2 separate regions of the Homo sapiens genome follow, and region 2 is linked to region 1. A link is a contact called in ENCODE Hi-C or POLR2A ChIA-PET data. All regions are on one chromosome and are shown on one strand. The core of a region is the stretch at or near the end of the contact, and the rest is flanking DNA. Distances in the headings are between cores, read along the strand shown. Region 1 holds the start of CD70 (CD70 molecule). Region 2 has its middle 21 kb from the start of TNFSF9.

The links. A loop is a pair of places that touch in the nucleus more often than their neighbours do. ChIA-PET counts read pairs that join two places held with the same protein, here RNA polymerase II (POLR2A). Pooled maps may share reads with other maps.
Region 2: a loop to region 1 is called in a map of GM12878, with 2.6 times the contacts of the local background. The contact joins the enhancer-like site here to the promoter of CD70 in region 1. A Hi-C loop is called at or near these places in 3 of 168 maps with a recorded cell type or tissue (GM12878, heart right ventricle and naive thymus-derived CD4-positive, alpha-beta T cell), 14 of 37 single-sample maps with no recorded cell type and 12 of 50 pooled maps. POLR2A ChIA-PET finds 5 or more read pairs at or near these places in 13 of 52 experiments (A673, CD8-positive, alpha-beta memory T cell, GM10248 and 9 more).

Annotation. Positions count from the first base shown.
Region 1 is chr19:6,588,558-6,594,869 of GRCh38, reverse strand. It overlaps CD70 (CD70 molecule), which reads left to right and starts at 3,720. Exons shown (of 3, transcript NM_001252.5): 1 at 3,720-4,029; 2 at 4,734-4,767. The coding sequence starts at 3,868. It also overlaps the pseudogene RPL7P50. RefSeq lists enhancers at 1,901-2,000, 2,021-2,480, 3,551-3,950, 4,451-4,820, 5,999-6,078.
Region 2 is chr19:6,548,761-6,555,072 of GRCh38, reverse strand. It overlaps the pseudogene TGFBR1P1. Among named protein-coding and RNA genes, the nearest start is that of TNFSF9, 21 kb to the right of the region's middle. RefSeq lists an enhancer at 3,107-3,176. Within about 2 kb of position 2,969, at least 4 of the 41 ENCODE cell types and tissues checked have a DNase peak (open chromatin) inside an H3K27ac peak, as active enhancers do; they include GM12878, where a contact is called at or near this core.

The DNA.
Region 1 (6,312 bases), core at 2,471-4,970:
CAAAGTGCTGAGATTACAGGTGTGAGCCACTGCGCCCGGCCAAGCAGTTGTATTTATTTTTATGAGTTGGCTGCTCCTGTCTCATTTTGGGATTTTCCTAAGACACCTCGGCCTCCCAAAGTGCTGAGATTACATGTATGAGCCACCCCACCCCATCTCTCTTTCCCCCATCTTTTAGAAGGTATTAGTTATTTCTTAATGATATGAATCTAAACTATTTATATCTTAAGCTGATAAAAAGATCAGCTAAGTAAATATTAAATAAATTAAGGTAGGAGATTGTCTTGAAGGTGCTGTCTACCCGCTTCCCCCAGACCTGGAGTCCTAGGGCTTCCGTGAAGGAAATCCCTTTAGTACTTGGGGATCTCAGGGAGGATATTTTGATTTCTGGATACCTCAAAATTCTGGACCTCTTTGACCACCCTCTTCACCCACCCAGCAAATGCTATAGGCTCAGGCTCTGAAATCTCCCATTTTTATCTCCTTTCAATTTTTTGCTTTTTGTTGGTAATTTTGCTGTTTCAAACAGCCCCCAAATAGTGCTGAAGCCCTGTCTAATGTCCCCCAAGAGCAAGGAGGCCGTGATGAGCCTCACAGAGGAGGAAATCCACGTGTTAGAGAAGCTATCCCCAGGCACGAGTTCTAGCGCTGTTGGCTGTGAGTTTGCTGCTGATGACACTGACTTCTTGATGATTCATAGCCAGAGGCCCTTGGGACCCTAACTGTATGTATATACAGACATATTTTTCTTTCCATTTGAGAGCAGGTAATGTTTATTGAACAGCTTAGAAAAATAATTATAGTACACACCATAGTTCATTCTTCTAACAAGCCTGTTGATCTGGTCCTCCCTGTTGCCAGCATCTCCACCTTCCACGAAATGGGTGGTCTGTTTCTTCATTCTGCCTCATGGAGAAGATACTTTGAAGGACCACAGGAAGTTATGTGCTTCTTTGAAGCGTTTTCCAACAGTATGGACCTCATGAATCACATCCTCCATACAGATGATGCCATATTTTCCAAGAGATCGTGCAAAGCGTTATCTGTCAAAGCAATTCGTTTCTTATTGATTTTGCCATAACCACGCTTGTAGATTAGTTTATTTACTGACTTCAGATTTAGGTACCCGCATGCAATGTATGGCTCTACAATCCTCAGCATGTTAATTGGCCTTCACAAAGGTTCCATTGAAGATTTGACAAAGGCAAAGAAGCTGCAACACATTTCGGACCTTTGGGCTCACACCATCGATACCTCTGATCCTGATGACAAACGCCAGTCTGGATTCTGCAGGTTCATAGAAGTTGCCAGCTTTTCTTGACATCTTTTCCATTCGAATTTCAGTTCTGTACCTCTGCCTATATTCCTTGTGATAGTGCTTCAATTTTTCATAGATAAGCTTCCTCCTTGCCTTTCGAAGCATCTTTTGGGCAAACTTCTTTCTCAGGCGCTTGGTCTTCAGCTCTGTGAAATTCCTTCGCTTTTTCTTAGGGGTTTCTGGCACAGCGGGAACTTCCTTCTTCTTCTCTTCTACACCCTCCATGGTTCCAGCCGGAAAAAGAGGCTGGATCCTCTTTTTAAAAAATATATATATTTTTAAGACAGAGTCTCGCTCTGTCACCCAGGCTGGAGTGCAATGGTGTGATCTCGGCTCACTGCAACCTCTGCCTCCCGGGTTTGAGCGATTCTCCTGCCTCAGCTTCCTGAGTAGCTGGGATTAAAGGTGCCCACCACCACACCCAGCTATTTTTTGAATTTTTAGTAGAGATGGGGTTCCACCATGTTGGCCAGGCTGGTCTCCAACTCTTTTTTTTTTTTTTTTGAGACGGAGTCTCACTCTGTCACCCAGGCTGGAGTTCAGTGGCGTGATCTCGGCTCACTGCAAGCTCCACCTCCCGGGTTCACGCCATTCTCCTGCCTCAGCCTCCTGAGTAGCTGGGACTACAGGCGCCCGCCACCATGCCCGGCTAATTTTTTGTATTTTTAGTAGAGACGGGGGTTTCACCGTGTTAGCCAGGAGGGTCTCAAACTCCTGATATCAAGTGATCCGCCTGCCTCAGCCTCCCAAAGTGCTGGGATTACAGGCGTGAGCCACTGCGCCTGGCTCCTTCTTGGTGTTTCTTGACTTTCATCTGCCTCATTCAGTTTCTGTTTCTGTTTTCACACGGCTCCTTCTCTATGAGCCTCTTTTCTCTCCACCTGAGGGCCCACTCTAATCCAGTATGACCTCATTTAAGCCTAATTATATCTGCAAAAAAAACCCCGTAATTTCAAAATGAGGTCATATTCTGCAGTTCCAGGAGGCCATGAATTCTGGGAGGACACCGTTAACCCACTACAGCCATCGAGAACAGCAGCAGGAGGCTGGATGCGGTGGCTCACACCTGTCATCCCGGCACTTTGGGGGACCTACGCAGCAGGATCGCTTGAGCCCAGATGTTTGAGACCAGCCTGGTAACATAGTAACACCCTATCCTCTACCCCCCCCAAAAAAAAAATTAGCCGGGCATGGTAGCGTGTGCTGGTAGACCCAACTATGCAAAAGGCTGAGATGGGAGGGTCACTGAAGCCCAGGAGTTTGAGGCTGCTGTGAGCTGTGTGGCGCCACTGCATCCAGCCTGGGCAACAGAGCAACACTCTGTCTCTAAAAATATTAATTTAGGCCGGGCGCGGCGGCTCACGCCTGTAATCCCAGCACTTTGGGAGGCCAAGGCGGGCAGATCACGAGGTCAGGAGATGGAGACCATCCTCGCTAACATGGTGAAAACCCATCTCTACTAAAAATACAAAAAGTTAGCCGGGCGTGGTGGCGGGCGCCTGTAGTCCCAGCTACTTGAGAGGCTGAGGCAGGAGAATGGCGTGAACCCGGGAGGCGGAGCTTGCAGTGAGCCGAGATGGCGCCACTGCACTCCAGCCTGGGCGACAGAGCGAGACTCTGTCTCAAAAAAAAAAAAAATAAATAATAAAATAAAATAAAAATAAAAAATAAAAATATTAACTTAATTTAACTTTAAACAAAAAAGCAGGTGGTCTCCAAGAATGCAGGAGATAACTGACCGGGTGCAGTGTCTCATGCCTTTAATCCCAGCACTTTGGAAGGCCAAGGCGGGTGGATCACCCAAGGTCAGGAGTTCAAGTCCAGCCTGGCCAACATGGTGAAACCCCATCTCTACTAAAAATACAAAAAATTAGCCAGGCATGGTGGCGCGCGCATGTTACTCCCAGCTACTCGCGAGGCTCAGACAGGAGAATCGCTTGAACCCAGGAGATCGAGGTTGCGGCGAGCTGAGATGGCGCCACTGCACTCCAGCCTGGGTGACAGAGGGAGACCTCCGTCTCAAAAACAAAACAAATCAAAAAAATGCAGGAGAGGGGTACACGAATATTTGGGGAGCACCCCCAATTCTTGGATGTCTGCTGTATCCCCAGTGCACAGCACAATCTAATCCCTAATAAATGTGCAGTGGAGGTTTGTTGAATAAATGAATGGGCCCCAGAAGAATGAGGTGGAGAGGGGAATAGGAAGATTGAATGTCTCCTGCCTGAAGGTCGGGCGGGGAGGGGTTGGGGGCAGGCAACTCTGAGGCTCACCCGGGGCCACTGCCTGCATCCTGGCAACTGCCTCCACCCACTTTAGGATCTTCAGACTGGCAGCGGTTGGAGGGAATTTCCCCTCGCCAATTGCTCAAGTCCCTCCCCTCGACCGGCCGGACATCCCCAGAGAGGGGCAGGCTGGTCCCCTGACAGGTTGAAGCAAGTAGACGCCCAGGAGCCCCGGGAGGGGGCTGCAGTTTCCTTCCTTCCTTCTCGGCAGCGCTCCGCGCCCCCATCGCCCCTCCTGCGCTAGCGGAGGTGATCGCCGCGGCGATGCCGGAGGAGGGTTCGGGCTGCTCGGTGCGGCGCAGGCCCTATGGGTGCGTCCTGCGGGCTGCTTTGGTCCCATTGGTCGCGGGCTTGGTGATCTGCCTCGTGGTGTGCATCCAGCGCTTCGCACAGGCTCAGCAGCAGCTGCCGCTCGAGTCACTTGGGGTGAGTTGAGATGGAAAAGTTGGGAAGAAAACATAGAGAGGCGCGTGACCGAAAAGACAGAATGAGATGGGTACAAAGAGGCCAGAGAGGAAGATCTGGTAGGGCAGAGACAGAGACCAGAACAGGGAGGCGAGGCGGGGACCAGGCTGCCCGGTGTAGGGGCTACGAGACAGGCAGCCCTGCCAGGAGGTACAGGGAGATCCCGGGATGGGAAAGGTAGGCACACATGGAAATGGAAGATGACTCGGCTCTGGTGTTCCCCCGGCAGGCTGACTCAGAGGCTGCTGGGGGCTTCACAAGGCTGGGCGTGGGGGCTTCCTGGGGCCTCCTAGGACGGGATGGCCCCAGCCACTCGCTCCGGGTGGGGGAGGGGTCCCTTTGGGGACCGCGCCGGGCGCCTTTGCAGCGTAGAGAGTCCGCTGCGCGCGGTGCTCTCGCGCCCAGTGACATCCAGGAAAACGATTCGGGAAACGAAGAAGTTCTTTTGAAGGTCTCGACTTCACGTTCCCCGCTGGTTCAGACCTGCTTCCTCTTTAAGAAGTCTTAAGAGTAAAAAAAAATAAAATGAAATAAAATCACCAGTGCGCGCCGTGGGATGAGAGGTGGAAAGGAGGATGGACAGAGAAAAGAGAGCTCCTGGCACAGGGGACACATAGAACCTCTCTGCTTACGTCCGTGCCCTGTTTTCTGGTCTTTTCTTCCAGTGGGACGTAGCTGAGCTGCAGCTGAATCACACAGGTAACACGGGGGACGTGGAGGGACGGGGAGAAGAAGAGGCACAGAGAGAGAAGGAAGGAGAGGTAGAAAGACAAGTGGGGAGAGACAGAGAGAAAGAGACACAGACAGAGACGGAGGGAGAGAGGGAGGGAGAGATAGGGAGGGAAACGGAGAGGGGGAGACAGAGAGAAGACAGAGAGGGAGGGAGAGGCCCAGAGAAAGGGAGGGAGAGACAGAAAAAAGAACAGAGAGAGGGACAGAGGGGACAGACGGGACAGGAGAAGAAGGGGAAAGAAAGAAACAGGGAGAGACGCAGGGAGAGTGGAAGAGGGAGGGAGGGAGACAGGCGGGGGAGACAGAACGAGAGAGAGGGAGAGAGACGGAGAAAGAGAAAAAAGACAGATAGAGGAAGAGAGAATAAAAACGAGAGAGGCGACCTGGCGTGGTTGCTGGAGCCTGTAATCCCAGCGCTTTCGGAGGGCGCGGCGGGTGGATCACTTGAGCCCAGGAGTTTGAGACCAGCCTGGCCAACATGGTGAAACCCCGTCTCTACTAAAATTACAAAAATTAGCCGGGTGTGGTGGCAGGCACCTGTAATCCCAGCTACTCAGGAGGCCGAGGCAGGAGAATCGCCTGAACCTGGGAGGCAGAAGTTGCAGTGAGCCAAGATAATGGCACTGCTCTCCAGCCTGGGTGACAGAGGGAGATTCTGTCAAATAAATAAATAAAAAGAAGAAAGGAAAAGAAAAAGAAAGAAAGGAAGGAAGGAAAAGAAAGAGAAGAAGGAAGGAAGGAGAGAGGGAGGGAGGTGAGAGAGAGAGAAAGGAAAAAGAAAGAAGAAAGAGAAAAAAAGAAATAAGAGAAAGAAAAGAAAGAAAGCCAGAGAGAGGAAAAGAGAAGGAGAATAACAGAGAGGAAGAGACAGAGACAGAGAGGGGGAAGAAGAAAAACAGGGCGGGGGAGAAAGAGATCATTCCCAAGAGAAAAAGGAAAAGGGAGAGAACGAGAGAGAGAGAGAGGAGAGAGAGAGCGAGCAGGTTTGTGTTTCTGGGCATCCACTACCTTTCTCTCCCTTTCCCTCTCAGTCCTTCACATTCGATCTCCTCCCTTGGAAGAATCAAAGGGGTTTTGTTAGTAAACGAAAACGCTCACAGGAAAGGCTACCCTTCCTCCATTCATGCTACAAGCACTAATTATACATCTGCAGTGGGCAGGCACTGTTCCGGTACTGCAGTCGCGCACAAAACAGACAGAAATCCCTGCCTGGTGAGCTTCCCTTCTACTATCACTCCTACCGAGGAGGAGATGACCAAAAAAATAAAAACGAACATGTGAAAAACAGAGCAATGCCACGTAGAGTAAAACAGGCCAAGAGCAGGTTTTAGAGAAAAAATCAGGCAAGGAGGTGGGTGGGGAATCCGGGCATGCCAGGGTTGGGGATTTTCATTTAAAGTGGAGTCGCGGCGGTCGGGTGGGGGGGTGGTATCTGAGTGGGTGGCATTGGCAAGAAGCCTTGAGGGAGAAGAAATGAACAGTTCTGCTCTAGGTGGAAGTCTCTACCTCCTC
Region 2 (6,312 bases), core at 1,720-4,219, 39 kb after region 1:
TCCCAAAGTGCTGGGATTACAGGCATGAGCCACCTTGCCCAGGCTGGGTTTACTTTTAACTCATAGCTAAGGTAGAAATGGCTGAGCAAAAGCAACTGAAGAGAGAATGAGCTTCTCCATGATTCTTTTTTACAAAAGTTTATTCTTGAGGGGGAGAATGAAGAGAAGCTGATTAATGGGTACAAATACACAGTTTGATAAAAGAAGTAAGACCTAGAGTTTGTTAGCTCAATTGGGTGTCTATAGTTTACAAGAATCTATTGTCTCGTTGGGTGTGGTGGCTCACACCTGTAATCCCAGCACTTTGGGAGGCCCAGGTGGGCAGATTACTTGAGGCCAGGAGTTCGAGACCAACCTGGCCAACATGGTGAAACCCCATCTCTACTAAAAATACAAAAGTTAGCCAGGCATGATGGCGGACACCTGTAGACCCAGCTACTCGGGAGACTGAGGCAGGAGAATCACTTGAACCTGGGAGGCAGAGGTTGCAGTGAACTGAGATCGTGTCACTGCACTCCAGCCTGGGCAACACAGTGAGACTGCCTCAAAAAAAAATTGTTTAAGATAAAAAACATAAATAAATAAACCGGGTCTGTGACCACAATATGTTGCTGCAATCAGGACCATTGCAATAAAATAAAACACTCAACTACTATGAAGCCGTCGCCTGGCCCAGGTCTCATAGAACTGGCAGCTGTCATTGCCTCCTCTGCATCTCACTCATGTTAATGATCTGTTTCTGCCACAACCGCACTGTCACTCACCATCAAGTGTCAAATAAAGAGGACCCTTCATTAGATTATCCTTTTATTAGGCCAGGCACGGTGGCTCACGCCTGTAATCCCAGCACTTTGGGAGGCCAAGGCGGGCGGATCATGAGGTCAGGAGATCGAGACCATCCTGGCTAACACAGTGAAACCCCGTCTCTACTAAAAATACAAAAAAATTAGCCGGGCGTGGTGGCGGGCGCCTGTAGTCCCAGCTATTCGGGAGGCTGAGGCAGGAGAATGGTGTGAACCCTGGGGGGGCGGAGCCTGCAGTGAGCCGAGATCGCGCCACCGCACTCCAGCCTGGACGACAGAGCAAGACTCCGTCTCAAAAAAAAAAAAAAAAAGATTATCCTTTTATTTCAGAGGGAACTACATTAAAAGATTTAATTTATGATATGACAATATCAGGCTCTGGATCAGGTCTACCATTGCTTGTTCAGAGAACAATTGTGAAAACTATTGTTGTTACAGGAACACTGGCAAAGGTGAATGTGAAGAATTTTGGCGAGGAAAGCGGCGGGGAGAAGTTGTCATTAAGATATTCCCTTCTTGCCTGGGCACGGTGGCTCACGCCTGTAATCCTGACACTTTGGGAGGCTGAGGTGGGTGGATCACTTGAGGTCAGGAGTTCGAGACCAGCGTGGCCAACAGGGTGAAACCCCATCTCTACTAAAAATACAAAAATTAGCTGGGCGTGGTGATGCAAGCCTGTAATCCCAGCTGCTTGGGAGGCTGAGACAGGAGAATTGCTTGAACCCGGGAGATGGAGGTTACAGTGAGCTGGGATGACACCACTGCACTCCAGCCTGGGCAACAGAGGGAGACTCCGTCTCAACAACAACAACAACAAAAAAAGGTATTGTCTTCTAAGAAAAGGAACGCTTTTACACTGTTGGTGGGAATGTAAATTAGCTCCACTATTGTGGAAAACAGTGTGAGGATTCCTCAAAGACCTAAACACAGAACTACCATTCAGTCCAGCAATCCCACTGCTAGGTGTAAACCCAAAGGAATATAAATCATTCTATTATAAAGACACGTGCATGCATATATTCATTGCAGCATATTCTCAATAGCAAAGACGTGGAACCAACCTAAATGGCCATCAATGGTAGAATGGATAAAGAAAATATGGTACATATACACCACGGAATACTATGCACCATAAAAAAGAACGAGATCATGTCATTTGCAGGAACATGGATGGAGCTAGAGGCCATTATCCCTAGAAAACTAACGCAGGATCAGAAAAACAAATACTGCATGTTCTCACTTATAAGTGGGAGCTAAATGATAAGAACACATGGACACATAGAGGAGAACAACACACACTGGGGCCTATCAGACGGTGGAGGGTTGGGGGAGGAAGAGGATCAGGAAAAATAGCTAATGGATACTAGGCTTAGCACCTGGGTGAAATAACCTGTAAAACAAACCCGCATGACACAGGTTTACCCATATAACAAACCTGCACATGTACCCCTGAACTTAAAGTTAGTTTTTGTTTTTTTTGTTTTGTTTTGTTTTGTTTTTTGAGACGGGGTCTTGCTCTGTCACCCAGGCTGGAGTGCAGTGGCGTGATCTTGGCTCACTGCAACCTCCGCATCCCAGGTTCCAGCGATTCTCCTGCCTCAGCCTCCTGGGTAGCTGGAATTACAGGCACACACCACCACGCCCAGCTAATTTTTGTATTCTTAGTAGAGACAAGGGTTTCACCATGTTGGCCAGGCTGGTCTTGAACTCCTGACCTCAGGTGATCCACCCACCTCCGCCTCCCAAAGTGCTGGGATTACAGGCATGAGCCACCGCGCCCGGCCCCAGGTTAAATTTTTTAAAATTTATATTTATGGAATCATGGAGAACTTCTCATCTAGAGAAGAACGTTTGTGACTCTATGAGGCAGAGATTTATCAAATTGGCAGGTTACGTCATGAAAACCTCCTGGGAGAGCCAGGGCCAGCCACACCCGGCCACAGACTAATTTTTCCACCAGGGAAAGTTTGTCCAGCTTATTGTGAAAATTCGTGTGGTATTGATGGCTGTGGTGGGCTGTCTGGCTGCTGCCATCACATGGCTGCTGCAGGGAGGGCCCAGGGAGGAGGCTGACAGCTCCCCGGCCACGCAGCCCACAGCCCTCTGGAGCCCACGCCCTGCTGGAGCAGCGCGGTCGGGCAGAGAGGGGCCCGGATGTGGAGCTGGGGCCGTGCTTTGGGGGCGGGGGCAGGAAGAGGGAGCAGCGCCCTCTTTGGGGACTAGCCAGCCGCGCAGCCACTGCACCCACCCCGCAGAGGGTTCAGGGTTCCTAGGCATCAGGAGGAGGCTCTGTGCAGGGCTTGCCAGCCGTGTTCTTGGGGTCCACCCCGCATCAGAGCGACCACCAAGCCTGCCACTCCCCGTGGCCAGGCTGGGGCCAGGATCAGCTCCCCACAGGCTGCCCCTGAGTGCCGGGGCAACAGGGGCAGTTCGTGGTGATATTGCCCCTGCCCTGGGCGCCAGCCCAGGCCCGGCAAGGATCAGGAATCCCCGCCCCAGCTTGCAAGGGGGAGCACCTGAAGCTGCATCCTGGGCCTCTGCAGCCGCCCAAGTTGTGGCCGCAGATTCAAGCCTCCCTGTGCTCTTGGGGGGCCAGGGAGGCCCCCCTGCCCTTGCAGGCTCCAAAGCACCTGCTCCCACTGCCTGGTTTCTCCCTGCTCTCAGCGCCTGCTCTGATCTTGGAGCAAAGTCAGGGTCCAACCTGGGGCCATGAACGGCAGCAGGAGGCAGACTGATTCCTGGCAGAAGGGAGCAAGTCCTCGCTAAGACCCCACCTTCAGGCCAGGGAGGGCCTGAAGGCTGAGGGCCACCAGACCTGTGGACCAGAGTGGGGACTTGTGATGCCTTTTCCAGGCCCATGCATGGCTGTTAATGGACCAGTCGGCACACACTGCATCCCCTCTGAGGTCCATAAAAGCCCCAGGCTCAGCCAGAGCAGGGCAGAGAAAAAGAGAGACGTCCAGATGACCAGCTGCAGAGAGAAGCCACTCTCTGTGCTAATAGCTGGAGATGACCTGACGACCAGCTGCAGAAAGGAGCTACACTCTCTGCTGAAAGCTGCAGTGAGGATGGGATGACCTGCTGGGCAGAGAGAAGCCACCCTCTCCAAGGCCTCCTCTCTGCTGAGACCTGCAGCCATCAGGAGGACCAGAGAGGAACTACCCTCTCTGGGGTCTCCTCTCTGCTGAGAGCTGAGCACTCAATGGAATGAACTGTCTACAGAGAGGAGCTGCCCACTTTGGTCTTCTCTGAGCTGTTCTAACACTCAATAAAACTCCTCTTCATCCTGTTCACCCTCCACTTCCCTGTGTAACTCATTCTTCCTGGACACAAGACAAGAACTCTGGCAAAGGTGCCAGGGGACACAGATATTTCCGACCAGAAATGTGACACCCTAAAGATTCTGTAACAGTATTACGTAAGCCTTTTTTTTTTTTTTTCTTTTTGAGAGGGAGTCTTGCTCTGTCGCCTGGGCTGGAGTGCAGTGGCACAATCTTGGCTCACTGCAACCTCCACCTCCCAGATTCAAGTGATTCTCCTGCCTCAGCCTCCCGAATAGCTGGGATTACAGGCACACGCGGCCATGCCCAGCTTTTCGTATTTTAGTAGAGATGGGGTTTCACTGTGTTGCCCAGGCTGGTCTCGAACTCCTCAGCTCAGGCAATCCACCCACCTTGGCCTCCCAAAGTGCTGGGATTACAGGTGTGAGCCACTGCACCTGGCCTATGTAAGCCATTTTTATCTGTTCAGAGACAGTGGTTTTTTTTAAGAAATGAATTACATTTAAAATTAGAATATGGTTAATGTTCAATAATAGGCCTTTTTCTAGAAAGGCAAAGAAAGTTAATAATTTGGATAGATAACAGGTGTGCCAGAGCCACATTTGTTATGCAGAGGTAAATGTTCAGTCTGTCCTCTGTCTTGGTGACTGAGGTTACAGTTAGAGTGGTTTTGAGGCCTCACTACACTTTGAGGAAGGCAGCTTTTAATTTAGTGTTTCCATGTGTTTGTATACCATTGGAACTAATTCACACGTGATTTCTGCCCTGAACTCAGTGCACCCTTGATATTTGAGAGAGAGCTAACTAAAGAACATTCTGAGTATTTCTATTTACAGAGGTTTTTGGTCAAATTAAATGCTTTGGGATTTTTTTTTTTTTTTTTTTTTTTTTTTTTTTTTTGAGACAGGGTCTCACTCTGTTGACCAGGCTGGAGTGCAGTGGCACGATCTTGGCTCACTGCAACCTCTGCCTCCTGGATTCAAGCAATTCTCCTGCCTCAGCCTCTGAGTAGCTGGGATTACAGGTGTGCACCACCAACGCCTGGCTAATTTTTATATTTTTTGTAGAGACAGGGTTTCGCCATGGTGCCCAGGCTGGTCTCAAACTCCTGACCTCAGGTAATCCACCCACCTCAGCCTCCCAAAGTGTTGGGATAACAGGCATGAGCCACTGCACCCAGCCTTGCACAATTATTTTGGTTTTATCAGTGTAATCTCTGCCCTTCAAGATATGTACAGAAAATGTCCATATAAATTTTCACTTAAATGGCATGATATTGAGAAGCTGTAAAGAGGAAAAACATATATAAAGCTTCGTTTCCCCACTAGTTTGTTTTTTGGGTTTTTTTGTTTGGTGTTTGGTTTGTTTGTTTGTTTGTTTGTTTTGAGACAGGGTCTCGCTCTGTCACCCAGGCTGGAGTGCAGTGGCTCAATTTCGGCTCACTCCAGCCTCTGCCTCTCAGGTTCAAGCAATTCTTGTGCCTTAGCTTCCCAAGTAGCTGGGACTACAGGTGCACACCATCATGCCCAGCTAAGTTTTGTACTTTTAGAGAAGAAGTTTCACCATATCGGCCAGGCTGGTCTCCAACTCCTGACCTCAGGTGATCGCCCACCTCGGCCTCCAGAAGTGCTGGGATTACAGGTGTGAGCCACCACACTGGGCCCCCCATTAGTTTTCTTCAATTGCATACTGTATTTGTAACAATAGCCCAAATGAATGTAAGTAGGAAATGGAAGAGTAGTGCCTATATGAAATGCTAATACTGCAGTAGAAGAATGCTAGCAGTGCAAATAAATTTTTTCTCAAGGGCCAGTGGCATATTTTTAAAAAGTGTATATATTGGAAAAATAAAAGTTAAAAATAAAATAAAATATATATAATATAAAATATAAATAACATGTTTATTTATAAATGTATATAATATTAAATATTCTTTTTTACACATTTATTCTTTCTTTTTGGAGACAGAATCTGGCTCTGTCACCCAGGCTGGAGTGTGGTGGTGCCATCTTGGCTCGCTGCAATCTCCGCCTCCTGGGTTCAAGCGATTCTCATGCCTCAACCTCCTGAGTAGCTGGGACTACAAGCACGTGCCACCATGCCCAGCTCACTTTTCATATTTTTGATAGAGACAAGATTTCACCATGTTGGCCAGGCTAGTCTCAAACTTCTGGCCTCAAGTGATCCACCACCTTGGCCTCCCAAAGTGCTGGATTACAGGCATGAGC